2 separate regions of the Homo sapiens genome follow, and region 2 is linked to region 1. A link is a contact called in ENCODE Hi-C or POLR2A ChIA-PET data. All regions are on one chromosome and are shown on one strand. Each heading gives the region's core, a stretch centred on a gene start or an enhancer-like site at or near the end of the contact. The rest is flanking DNA. Distances are from core to core; before and after follow the strand shown. Region 1 holds the start of TM9SF4 (transmembrane 9 superfamily member 4). Region 2 holds the start of COMMD7 (COMM domain containing 7).

Region 1 (6,959 bases), core at 2,568-5,067:
CTAAAAATACAAAAAGATTAGCCGGGCTTGGTGGCAAACACCTGTAGCCCCAGCTACTGGGGAGGCTGAGGCAAAAGAATCACTTGAACCTGGGAGGCAGAGGTTGCAGTGAGCTGAGATTGCACCACTGCGCTCCAGCCTGGGCGACAGAGTGAAACTCTGTCTCAAAAAGAAAATTCAAAAATAAATAAATAGGCCGGGAGTGGTGGCTCACGCCCGTAATCCCAGCACTTCGGGAAGCCGAAGCGGGTGGATCACCTGAGGTCAACAGTTGCAGACCAGCCTGGCCAACATGGTGAAACCCCGTCTCTACTAAAAACACAAAAATTAGCCTGGCTTGGTGGCGGGCACCTGTAATCCCAGCTACTCGGGAGACTGAGACAGGAGAATCGCTTGAACCTGGAAGGCGGAGGTTGCTGTGAGCCAAGATCATGCCACTGCACTCCAGCCTGGACAACAAAAAGCAAAACTCCATCTCAAATAAATAATAAATAGATAAATAAACCTTTTAAAAAGTTATATATAATATTATATATATTTTATATTTATAAATATATAGTTATATACTTATATTAAACATAGATTATAGTTTACAGCTGCTGTGTTTCTATATCTTAGCTATTATGAATAGTGCTGCAATAAATACGGGGGTGCAGACATTGATTTCATTTCCTTTTGGATATATACTCAGAAGTGGGATTGCTGCATTATATGGTAGTTCCATTTTTAATTTTAATTTTGATGAACATTCATACTGTTTTCCATAGTGACCGTACCAATTTATGCAAGAGTTCCCTTTTCTCCACATCCTTGCCAATACTTATTATGTGTCGTTTTGATAATAATGGTTCTAAGAGGTGTGAAATGATTGCTCATTGTGGTTTCGATTTACATTTCCCTGATGATTAAGGATGTTGAGCACCTTTCCATTTACCTGCTGGCCATTTGTCTGTTTCCTGAGAAATGTCTGCTTAGATCTCTTGCCCATTTTTAAACCAGGTTATTTGGGATTTTTTGCTATTGAGTTATTTAAGCTCCTTATATATTTTGGATATTAACCCCTTATCAGATCGTTTTTGATTTGTAAATATTTTCCTCAGCTCTGGAGGTCACCTTTTTACTCTGTTGTTTCTTTTGCTGTGCAGAGCTTTTTAGTTTGATGCAATCCCACCTGTCTATTTTTGCTTTCGTTTCCTGTGCTTTTGGTGTCATATCCAAAAAATCATTGCCCAAGCCAATGTCAAGTTTTCCCTATGTCTTCATCTAGTAGCTTTACAGTTTCTGGCCCTATAAGTCTTTAATCCATTTTGAATTGATTTTGTATATAGTGTGAGATAAAGGTCCAATTTCATTCTTTTGCATGTGGATATTCATTTTTAGGGATGACGAAAATGTTCTGGAGACGGATGACGGTAATGATTGACAACTTTGTGAATGTAGTTGATTTCACTGATTTGTGCACTTAAAAATGATTAAAATAGTCAATATTTAGTTATGCATATTTTACAACAATGAAAAATATTTAGGCCGGGTCCAGTGGCTCACACCTGTAATCCCAGCCCTTTGGGAGGCCAAGGCAGGCAGATCACTCGAGGTCAGGAGTTCTAGACCAACCTGGCCAACATGGCGAAACCCCATCTCTACTAAAAATACAAAAACTCAGCCGGGCTTGGTGGCATGCACCTGTAATCCCAGCTACTCAGGAGGCTGAGGCAAGATAATTGTTCGAATCCGGGAGTCAGAGGTTACAGTGAACTGAGATTGCGCCACTGCACTCCAGCCTCGGCAACAGAGTGAGACTCCATCTCAAAAAAAATTTTTTTCAGAAAAAAAAGAGAAACTTGCCCATGTTATGGAGCTAATGAGTGGTGGAAATGCGTTCTGAACCCAGGCAGTCTAGTTCTAGGATTCTGGCATATGTCACCAAAAGAGATTGGGATATGAAAGGCCTTTAGGGAAAAATACAAAGCATGAGAAAAAAAATGGAAATACTAAAAAATAATAGGCCATTTATGGAGCTTTGCTCCTTATCAGTTATCTTTCTTCAGGCAGCTAGAAATGGTGGGAAACACTCAGGATCGAAGCTCTAGGAAAACTGGTTCCAAGTCTGGAAACTATGAGACTGCAGCAAATTCCCCCTAGTCTCTCAAGCTTCCTCCTCCTTGGGGTTAATAGCCAATCTGCCAATCTTCAGGATGGTTGTGCAGGTCACAAGAGTTAATGGGTGTGTGTTTCAATGATCTATTACTGAAATGATCTATAATAAACCACCCCACTCTAAAGCTGGGCTTAGCTGGGCAGTTCTTTTGGTCCACATGGTGTTCATGAGGTTATTCATGTAGCTGCATTCAGCTAGTAGCTCAGTGGGGGTTGGAATGTCCAAGATGACTTCAGTTACATATTATAGTGCTTAGCTGTAGTTTCTAGAATGTCTTGAGGAGTTGGCTGGGCCTCCCTCTCTCTCCAGGTGCCTTTCCAGCAGAGTAGCTACACTTCTTTATAACCAAGAAGGTAGAATCAGACGTTTTCAATCCTCTTAAGGCCTAGGCTCAGTACTGGCAGAATCACTTGTAGCACATCCTATTGGTCAAAGCAACCAACATGACCAGCCAGATTCAACAGGAGGTAAAACAGAGTCTATCTCTTGAGGAGAGAAACCGTATGCTCATCATGCAAGGACGGACAGAACTACGTGGCAGCCATCTTTGCAGAAAATCCACCACAGTGGTGCCCATAGGTGGGGATCAGAGTTCAACTGTCCCTTGCCCCCTAGAATTAGATAAAAAGAGTCTAATGAACTGTTAGCATAATGCTAAGTGCTGCAGCACACAAAATGCTCGGCAAGTGCTGATGATTATTATTAATCATTATTATTCTTTTAATAGCTTTTTTAAAACAGTCTAAGATAGCACTGGTACTGTATTCAGTTTAAAGTGATATACATGGGTCAAATGAACTTTGAGTTCTTTCCCAACCTTAATACCATGATTCTTTGAGTCTCTTTTTCACAGATTTGGAAACTGAGGCTTAGGAAGATTGCGTGACTTGTCTGGAGTCACACACTAAGCTAGTGCATGACGTCCACATTCAGAGATATCTCCCTCCACTGAATATGCTGGTTTTCACTCGTTCATTTAAAAAATAATGTATTGGGCATCTACCACAAGCCCAAAGGAGTATACATAAACATATACTGACAATTATTTATTGAATACATCCTATGTAATACTGTGTCACTGAATCCTCATCACAAGCCTATGATGAACCAACCCCCTTCCCATTTCACAGATGGGAATGAGGAAGAGCAAGGTAAAAAACGAACAAACAAAAAAACAGGGTCCACCCTCATGGGGATTACAGTCTACTAAAGAGGATATAGGATAGTCAAACAAATACTTAAAATCAAACAAATACTTAAATATATAATTACAAATTATTCTTGGAGTCGTACTGCTCTTGGAGCCCCAGTGCCCACCCTTTCCCTCAAATCAAGGTCTCAGGTAACCCTGGCAATGGGTCTTCCTGCCAGTAGTAAAGATGGCGCTGAGAGCACGAGCGCACTTTCGCACACCCCCATTACCCACAATGCAGCGGGAATAAGGGAGGCTCAGTTTCTGCCAGGAGCTAATATGGCTTCCTTAGTTACACCGTTCTCTCTCTTCACCTAATCAGCGACCTTACTTTCCCAGACCAGACTGTCGAGCAGGAGCTAAGACTCCTTTTCCCCTCTGCTGACCGCCACTACAGGAGCGGTTGAAGCCAGACGACCACCTTGTGGAGTTAAACTCCGTAACCAGGGAGCACCACTTCCGCTGACGTCATTACGGCGACACGTGGATCCAAGATGGCGACGGCGATGGTGAGTGAAGGAGACTCCGGGAGCGGGAGCTGGAGCGGGGCCCTCCGGGGTATCCCAGGATCTTCCAGCACCCCATGCCTGGCCCTGAGCCACCTCCGGGACCCCTGACTCAGGCCTGAGGGCTACCTCTGACTGGGCTTGTCTTCCCCGAAATCCACCTCCCTGGCCCTGCCCCTGCACTCAGGCTTGTGAAGGCCCCGAGTTTTGGGGGAGGCGCCGTTTCGGAGGAAGACCTCGGCTGCTGCCTTCGCCGGTTCCCATTCTACTTTTGGTCTCCGCCCACTGTGAGCCCCATTTTCCATTTCTCACCTCCCTGTCCTGACCCCTCTGAAGACCCCCTCCCGTTATTCTCATCCTTGCTCCTCCCCGTCACGTCCAGACCCTGCTCTCCCCGCCTCCCCACCATCATAACCAGTCCGCAGATGTGACCTCTCCTCTGACCACCCTCCCAGCCCAAGCGCTGCCTCAGATCCTTTTCAGAGCCCTGTCCTCACTTACACTCATAGCTGTCCCCATCGCGCACCCCCTTGACTGCCGCTACCCCAGAGCTTGCCTTCACCTACCCCACCCCCATCTTTCATCCCTAGAGGCTTCCCTGCCCTTCCTGTCTTCTCTCAGTCAACTCCCTGCCCCTCTCTTAGGGACCTTTTACCCTGTTGGTTCTCAAACTTTACTGTGCATAAGAATCTCGAGGTGTGTAGGGGGAGGCATGCTAAAAATGCAGTTTCCTGAGCAGCCCCACTCCCAGAGATTCTAATTCCATAGGGCTAGGTGATGCCCAGGAATCTGCCCTTTTATAAGCACTCTAGTGATTATATAGTGGAGGTGGTCTGTGAACTACGTTTTGAAAAACACTAATAGCCCCACCTCACTGCTCTCCTTCCCATTCCCCAACATGGCCACACAGCTCGTTAGGGATGAAGGCTCTTTATTATGAAGCTATATGTTGGGATGAAGTCTGTGTGTGGATGAGGGTGGAGGTAAAATAGCCATGCTTGGAAGTTGGGTCAGAGCTTGCGGGCTCCTGGTGCAGAACCTTGGAAGTAAATCTTTGAAGGACTGGCCCTTTTTCTAAAAGTTTAGTTCAAATTCTGCTTGTCAAGAGACCAGAACTAAAATTGAAGTCACTTAGTCCAGAATGATTTCCTGGGTCTTCCTGCATACTGCCTCCTCAGCAGATAATTTCGTCCGGGGAGTGAATGACAAGGAAGACTCAGAGAAAAGGAAATGACATTTGACTTTAGCAAAGGAAGATTCTGGCTTAAATAATTTGGTGTTGGTTTTCTCCAAACAGGGATATATTATTGACTGGTAGCAATTTTCCCTCCTTCTCTTAGCTGACTGAGAACTTACCTTTGTTTAATGAGGGATTCCTTATTTAGAACTTCAGAGGTCAGGTAAAAAGATTTCATGGCCTTACCTGGTTTCTGTGGTTTCAGACTTCAGGCTGAACCACGAGTGGGGCAAATCCTCAAAGTAGTATGTTGAAACCTACATATATGTATATATATTCTGGTACCACATTCAGAACAGAGATAGTGTAAGAACTTAAAAGGAAATCACACCCTCTCTTGCTATAAGGAAAACATTGAGTAAAGTGGTATTTACGGCACTGCACTGGGAAATCCCTGCCTTGTTCAGAGATTTTTAAGAGGTTATAAGCTAGCAATACATATATGTGGTACACATCTATTTAGTCAACAAATATTTGAGTACCAATTCTGTTCCAGGAACTAGGGATGTAGTTGTGAATTACAGGGTCAAGGTCCCTACACTTGTGGAGCCTTTCTGGTTTGAGGAGACAGGCAGTGAACAAGTAAATACGTGAACAAAATAATGTCACCAGTAGATGCTGTGAGGACAGCAAAATGAAGTGATAGTGATTAGGGGTGACTGGGTGACACAACTACTTTGGATTGAGTGGTCAGAAAGAAGTCTTCTCAGAGGAGGTGACTTGAGTTAAAACATAATTAACAAGAAGGAACCAGCCATGCAAAGAATGTTCCAAGCAAAGGAAATGGCAAGTGTAAGGGGCCGATGTGGAAGGGAGCTTGGTGTTTTTGAGGAACACACAGAAGGCTGGAGGGGCCGAAGCATGATGAGGGTTGGGGTAGGAGAGAATGATACAAGATGAAACTGGAGGGAAGCAAGAGCAACTGTTTTGAGAAGCATGCCTGGAAATGGGAAGGACTGCGGTCTACATTTTGTTGTCTGTGGATTGCATTTTGAAATAGTGTTGTATTAGGCTGCTTCCCCTTCCCATCCCCTTCAGGACAGTACTTGAAGGGAGCCAGCTTGTTCTCAGTTGGCACAGAGGCTGTGGAAAGGAGTTTGGATTTTAGTCTAAGCACAGTGGAAGGGACAGTGATTTTTGCCCAGCACAGTGACTCACACCTGTAATCCCAGCACTCTGGGAGACCAAAGCTGGGAGATCGCTTGAGCTCAGGAGTTTGAGACCAGCTTGGACAACATGGCAAACCCCTCTACAAAAAAAATACAAAAAGAAAAAATTAGCTGGGCTTGGTGGTGTGCACCTGTAGTACCAGCTACTTGCGGGGCTGAGGTGGGAGGATCACTTGAACCTCAGTGAGCCCTGATCACTGCACTGCACTCCAGCTTTGGCAACAGAGCGAGACCCTGTCTTAAGAAACAACAACAGGCCGGGAGCAGTGGCTCATGCCTGTAATCTCAGAATTTTGGGAGGCTGAAGCAGGCAAATCACTTGAGGCCAGGAGTTCAACACCAGCCTGGCCAACATGGCGAAACCCTGTCTTCTAAAAATACAAAAATTAGCAGGGTGTGGTGGCACACACCTGTAATCCCAGCTACTCGGGAGGCTGAGGCACAAGAATCGCTTGAACCCGGGAGGCGGAGGCTACAGTGAGCCAAGATCGTGTCACTGCACTGCAGCCTGGGTGACAGAGTGAGACCCTATCTCAAAAAAAAAAAAAAAACAAAAAACAAAACACACCACCACCAACAAAACCCTGCAAGTACGGTGATTTAGTGTTTGTTGTGCCACCTGGGAGTGTTGTACTGAAAACAGTAACTGATTTAAAGAAACTGAGTATGTAACATATGCAGTGACCCACAGAGGCCA
Region 2 (6,959 bases), core at 3,044-5,543, 630 kb after region 1:
TAATAATAAGTGGCTGGGTGCAGTGGCTCATGCCTGTAATTCCATCACCTTGGGAGGCCAAGATGGATCACCAGAGACCATGAGTTCAAGACAAGCCTAGACAACATAGGGAGACCCTGTCTCAATTTAAAATAATAACAGCAACTACCTATAAAAGTGATTGCAAGGACTCAATTAGTTAACATACATAAGCTGGGCGCGGTGTCTCACGCCTGTAATCCCAGCACTTTGGGAGGCTGAGGCGGGCGGATCACGAGGTCAGGAGATAAAGACCATCCTCACTAAAGCGGTGAAACCCCATCTCTACTAAAAATACAAAAAATTAGCAGGGAGTAGTGGCGGGTGCCTGTACTCCCAGCTACTCGGAAGGCTGAGGCAGGAGAATGGCGTGAACCCGGGAGGTGGAGCTTGCAGTGAGTCGAGATTGCACCACTGTACTCCAGCCTCGGTGACAGAGCAAGGCTCTGTATCAAAAAAAAAAAAAAAAAAAATACATAAAAGCACTTAGATCCCTATTGTCCAGTGGCCACTTGCCACATAAGCGCTTGAAAAGGGCTAATCTGACCAGGGGTGGTGGCTCACTCCTGTAATCCCAGCACTTTGGGGGGCCAAGGTGGGTGGATCACTTGAGGTCAGGAGTTCGAGACTACCCTGACCAACATGGCGAAAGCCCATCTCTACTAAAAATACAAGAAAAAATTAGATGGGCATGGTGGTGAACACCTGTAATCTCAGCTACTTGAGTGGCTGCAGCATGAGACTCACTTGAACCCTGTAGGCGGAGGTTTCAGTGAGCCGAGATCACATCCCCGCACTCTAGCCTGGGCAACAAAGCGAGACTGTCTTTAAAAAGAAAAGGGCTGGCCGGATGCGGTGGCTCACACCTGTAATCCCAAAACTTTGGGAGGCCGAGGTGGGCAGATCATGAAGTCAGGAGATCGAGACCATCCTGGCTAACACGGTGAAACCCCATCTCTATTAAAAATATAAAAAATCAGCCGGGCATGGTCGCAGGCAGCTGTAGTCCCAGCTACTTGGGAGGCTGAGGCAGGAAAATGGCGTGAACCCGGGAGGCGGAGCTTGCAGTGAGCCGAGATCACGCCACTGCACTCCAGCCTGGGCAACAGGGCCAGACACTGTCTCAAAAAAAAAAAGAAAAGGGCTAAACTACTTTAAGATGTGCCGTAAGTGTAAAACACCAGATTTAGAAAACTTTGTACCAAAAAGTAAAATGTCATTGATATTTGTATATGGGTAAGATATTGAAAAATATTTTGATATTGTGGATTTAAGCATGCATGGCATTTTGATCAATGATGGACCATATATAAAATGATGGTCCCATAACATTATAATGGAGGTAAAAGATCCCCTGTTACCTAGTGATTGTCACAGAAATCCGCGCCCAGCCATGTTTGTGTTTTAAGCTATGTGTTACTACAAAAGTGCCAAAAAGTTTAACAAAACCAGCCTGGGCAACATGGCAAAACTCTGTCTTTACAAAAAATACAAAAATTAGCCAGGTATGGTGGCGCGTGCCTATAGTCCCAGCTATTTGGGAGGCTGAGGTGGAAGGATTGCTTGAACCCAGGAGATCAAGGCTACAGTGAGCAATGGGTGACAGAGCGAGACCCTGCCTCAAAAAAAAAAAAAAAAGGTAAGCATTCATGAAGTAAAAAGTTACAGTTGGCAGGGTGCATGGCTTACGCCTGTAATCCCAGCACTTTGGGAGGTTGAGGCAGGCAGATCACTTGAGGTCAGGAGTTCGTGACCAGCCTGGCCAACATGGTGAAACGCTGTCTCTACTAAAAATACAAAAATTAGCCAGGCATGGTGGTGCACGCCTGTAGTCCCAGCTACTTGGGAGCCTGAGGCAAAAGAATCACTTGAGCCCAGGAGGTGAAGTTTGCAGTGAGCCAAGATCACGCCACTGCACTCCAGCCTGGGTGACAGAGGAAGACTCCGTCTAAAACAAACAAACAAACAAAAAAAAACTGACAGTAGGCTAAGGTCAACTTATCAAAAACAGAAAAAAAAAAATTTTTTTTTAGGGATGGGGGTCTCACTATGCTGCCCAGGCTGGAGTGCAATGGCTATTCACAGGTGGAATCACCATGCACTACAGCCTTGAAATCCTGGGCTCAAGTGATCCTCCTGTCTCAGCCTCCCAAGTAGCTGGGACTACTGTGGTAGCTGTGCCACCGTACCCAACTAGAAAGTTGTTTTTTTTTTTTTGAGATGAAGTCTCACTCTATTGCCCAGGCTGGAATGCAGTGGTGCAATCGCAGCTTACTGCAACCTCCACCTCTCAGGTTCAGGCGATTCTCCTGCCTTAGCCTCCAGAGTAGCCGGGACTACAAGTGCCCGCCACTACACCCAGCTAATTTTTGTATTTTTAGTAGAGACAGGGTTTCATCATGTTGGCCAGGATGGTCTCGATCTCCTGACCTTGTGATCCGCCCACCTTGGCCTCCCAAAGTCCTAGGGTAGGTGTGAGCCACCGTGCCCGGCCTATTTTTTATCTTTTATACTGTATTTGTACTGTACCTTTTCTATTTAGATTTGTCTAAACACACAAATATTTACCATTATAGTCCAGTTGCCTATGGTATTCAGTACAGTCACATGCTGTATAGGTTTGTAGCCTAGGAGCAATGCGCTATACCATATATCCTAGGGTGCAGTAGGTTTGTGTAAATAAACTCTAGGATGCTTGCATAAGATAAACTCAGGGCTGGGCACAGTGGCTCACGCCTGTAATCCCAACACTCTGGGAGGCTGAGGTGGGCAGATCACCTGAGGTCAGGTGTTCAAGACCAGCCTGGCCAACATGGTCAAACCCCATCTCTACTAAAAATACAAAAATTAGCTGGGCATGGTGGCGTGTGCCTGTAGTCCCAGTTACTCGGGAGACTGAGACAGAGAACTGGTTGAACCTGGGAGGCGGAGGTTGCAGTGACCCGAGATCGCGCCACTGCACTCCAGCCTGGGTGACAGAATGAGACTACGTCTCAAAAAAAAAAAATTAATTTCCATTTCTATTTAATTTTTAAATGTGGCTACTACAAAATGCAAAGTTAGAAATGTGGCTTGCAAATTTTTCTATTGCATAGCTCAAGCTTAGAACCTTCCTGTCGTTACAAGTTCTAAGTTTGGTTTTTATCTCGCAAGCAGCACTACTGTGTGGGAAGTTGTGGGGGGTATGGAGATGAAAGAAGAGGGGCGCTACCTCCTGGGAAGTGACAACCTAGCGGGGGAAATAGATGTATCTTCCCAGTGGGGGTGAGAAGTGTCATTCTCACCTATTTCAGCAGCCTTGGTGGTATGAAAAGGCATCCCAACCAGCACAGAAGCAGGATGCCTCCAAGACTGCCTTGGTTGGCACCTGCAGCCTGAAGGGGGAGAAAAAGGCTTTGCTAGCTCCCCTACCATCGAGGATGAAGACCCCCACTGTACACAGTGTATAAGGTTTCTTTCCATGTGAATCCCAGTGACTCTCCTTAACTGGGTGGAGGTGGAAGGTGTCATCAGCCTTGTCCCAGATCGAGCCCCTCAGGCCCACAGAGCCCCAGTGGGGCCTGGCTATTACTGACACTCATGTCACACTGAGATGTAAGACGGCAGCCCAGGCCAAGCTTCCCCGGGCCCCCTCAGATTCTCGGGCCCTCCCACTCCCCTCAGGCTTCCTCGGCCTCCCTGCCAAACATCTATCTCCCTTTGGACCCCACTGCTCCCCAAAACTCCCCACGCCCTTAGTCTGTTCCTTCAGTTCCCCAAACTCCTTCAGCCTCATCTAGACTCCCCTCCGTCCCTCTTCTAGGACCCCAAAAGCTCTCCTCGGCCCCAGGACCCCGCAGAGGTCCCGTAGTCCCATCTCTGAGACCCCACAAAGCCTTTCGGACCCCTCAGGTGGCCCTTAGGCCTCCGGAGATCCCTTGGCTCCCCACACTCTCCTCAGACCCCAGCTCACCTTAGCCTCGCCCCGAACCCACCTCACACACCCCAAACGCCCACAAGACGCCGCTCTGTCTAGTCTCTCCCAACTCCCGCGCACCCCCGGACGTCCCCCCCACCCCAGGCCCGGATCCTGGAATCACCTGGGCCCCGCGCCCCACGCCCCGCCGCCGGGCCCACCTGCGCGCCCAGCTGGTTCAGCTGCTGCATGTCGCCGCCCACGGCCTCCGGCACCGGGTCCTCAGTGCAGTGCAGGCGGCCCATGGCGCGCGCCCCAGCCCCGCAGGTTCCACCGCCGCCGCCGCCCTGCTCAGCTTCCTCCTCCGCTGCCGCTGCCACCGCTGCCGGCCTCTCCGCGCATCCACAACCGCACTTTCGCCACGGCCGTCGCAGCGCACTCCTCCCCCGGCCGCCCTGGGCTGTCCGGAGCCGGGGAGCCCTCGCAGGGCCGCGGACACGCGCGGCCGCCGGGCTCCGGGGAGGGGCAGGGGCGGCGCCGGCACCGGCAGACGCGAGGTTTCCTGCCAGCTCTCCCGCTGAGTGACCTTTGGGTACGGCGCTTGGCCTCTCTGAACCTCAGTTTCACCATCTGAGAAAATGATGGCTGGGGTAGCTCCTTAAATGAGTTAAGCCTCCAGAAATGTTTAACGCAGAGACCGGCACACAAGAGGTCTTCAATCAATGGCTAGCTGCTATTATCATCATCACTGTTACTATGCACTCCAGAGATATTTATGGCAGCCTACTCGATGCCAGACACTGGGGACAGGGAAGGGAACAAAGCAGGCCAGAGTGTCTCTCGGAGAGCTGACATCAGAGTAGAGACTAGGTCTCAACCTTGGAAGGGCATCAGCATCACCCCAGCATCACCTGGTATTGCCGGGCCCCGCCCCCAGAGGATCTGATTCGAAAGGCCAGGGTGGAGCCTGAGAATTTGCATTTCCAATAAGCACCCAGGGACTACACTTTGAGACCTTCTGGAGTGGAAGAAACTGACTTACCAAAGTTTCCTCAAAATAGTGCGAGGGCTTTGACTGTGCGGGGCAGGGAGGGTGGTGGTGAGGTGGGTGAGGGGAGGTTACTGAGACCGTGATCATCACTGCAGCCCCTCAAACACTCTAACCCCCATGCCCTCTCTTCCCAGGGGCTCCTCACAGTTCCCAGGTGAATATTACCCTAATCCCCACTGGAAACATGAGAAAATAGAGACATGCTACCCAGAATCTAGGAACTGAACGCCAAGCCTAAGGGCTTCACCTAGCCCCTAAGTCCAGCCTTGAGGGTAAAGAGGTAATGCCGAGAAACCTGGAGCAGGGAAATGTGGGGGGTTTGGCTGGCCTTCCTCACCAGCCCTCCTCCTCTCCTCTACCCTTTCCTGAAAATCCCTTCTGTAAAAGTATAAACAAAATGTCTTCTACCCGGCCCGGCGCGGTGGCTCACTCCTGTAATCCCAGCACTTTGGGAGGCTGAGGCGGGCGGATCACTTGAGGTCAGGAGTTTGAGACCAGCCTCAACATGGAGAAACTCCGTCTCTACTAAAAATACAAAATTAGCCGGGCGTAGTGGTGCATGTCTGTAATCTCAGCTACTCGGGAGGCTGAGGCAGGAGAATTCCCTGAACCCGGGAGGCATAGGTTGCGGTAAGCCGAGATCGCGCCATTGCACTCCAGCCTGGGCAACAAGAGCGAAACTCCGTCTCAAAGAAAAAACAAAAAAGTCTTCTACCCAAAGGCCAAGCCCATCCCCTTCAGTCATTATATCATTCATACATTCATTCAACAAATATTGAGTGGCACATGCCTGTGGTCCCAGCTACTCGGAGGCTGAGGCAAGAGGATCACTTGAGATCTTGAGATCGAGACTGCAGTGAACCCAGATGGCGCCACTGCACTCCAGCCTGGGCGACAGAGCAAGACCACATCTCCATAAAAAAAAAAGAAGGTCTGCTGTGAGGCAGATACCATGACATGATAGGGGGTGGGGATTCCACAGTGACACAACCAGATGAACCAGATGCAGTGCCTGGCCTCTGAGAAGTCAGAATTGACCCAGGGGGCAGACGCAAGTGTGTGTGAAAGTATTAAGGGATGCCAAAAAGTAGGAGGTGCTTTGAGAATGTGTACAGGACACAGTCCGAGTTTGGAGTACCTGGAAGAGAATAAACCTTCGGGTGACAAACAGACAGGAACTCAGAGGCCCTACTCACCGTGCAAGAATTTTTTTTTTTTTTTTTTTTGAGACAGATTCTGGCTCTGTCACCCAGGCTGGAGTGCAGTGGCACAATCTCGGCTCACTGCAATTTCTGCTTCCCGGGTTCTAGTGATTCTCCAGCCTCAGCCTCCCGAATAGCTGGGAATGCAGGTGGCCACCACCAAACCCAGCTAACTTTTGTCTTTTTTTTTTTTTTTTGGAAACGGAGTTTTGCTCTTTTTGTCCAGGCTGGAGTGCAATGGCGAGATCTCGGCTCACTGCAACCTCCGCCTCCCGGGTTCAAGTGATTCTCCTGTCTCAGCCTCCCAAGTAGCTGGGATTACAGGCATGTGCCACCACCCCGGCTAATTTTGTACTTTTAGTAGAGACGGGTTTCTCCATGTTGGTCAGGCTGGTCTTGAACTCCCCACCTCAGGTGATCCGCCTGCCTCGGCCTCCCAAAGTGCTGGGTTTACAGGCGCGAGCCACCGCACCTGGCCCAACTTTTGTCTTCTTACTAGAGATGGGTTTTCACCGCATTGGCCAGGCTGGTCTCATACTCCTGACCTCAAGTGATCCACCTGCGTCAGCCTCCCAAAGTGCTGGCATTACAGGCGTGAGCCACTGCACCTGGCCCGGAATTTTTATTTTTAAATATTTTTAACCTTGTTAAAAAAGAAGATCTGGGCTGGGCGCAGTGACGCATGCCTGTAATCCTAGCACTCTGGGAGGCTGAGGCCGGTGGATCACCTGAGGTCCGGAGTTCAAGACCAGCCTAGCCAACATAGTGAAACCCTGGTTCTACTAAAAATACA

Evidence for each region. Hi-C counts contacts between places; a loop is a spot of excess contacts on that map. ChIA-PET counts read pairs that join two places held with the same protein, here RNA polymerase II (POLR2A). Pooled maps may share reads with other maps.
Region 2: a loop to region 1 is called in a map with no recorded cell type, with 3 times the contacts of the local background. The contact joins the promoter of COMMD7 here to the promoter of TM9SF4 in region 1. A Hi-C loop is called at or near these places in 1 of 37 single-sample maps with no recorded cell type and 4 of 50 pooled maps. POLR2A ChIA-PET finds 5 or more read pairs at or near these places in 2 of 52 experiments (BJ and CD4-positive, alpha-beta memory T cell).

What each region holds. Positions count from the first base shown.
Region 1 is chr20:32,105,897-32,112,855 of GRCh38, forward strand. It overlaps TM9SF4 (transmembrane 9 superfamily member 4), which reads left to right and starts at 3,818. Exons shown (of 18, transcript NM_014742.4): 1 at 3,818-3,859. The coding sequence starts at 3,845. RefSeq lists enhancers at 3,135-4,334, 3,337-4,081, 3,739-3,918, 4,082-4,824.
Region 2 is chr20:32,739,174-32,746,132 of GRCh38, forward strand. COMMD7 (COMM domain containing 7) reads right to left here and starts at 4,294. Exons shown (of 9, transcript NM_053041.3): 1 at 4,135-4,294. The coding sequence starts at 4,218. RefSeq lists enhancers at 1,959-2,460, 3,130-3,957, 4,845-5,789 and silencers at 2,911-3,085, 4,070-4,139, 4,320-4,549.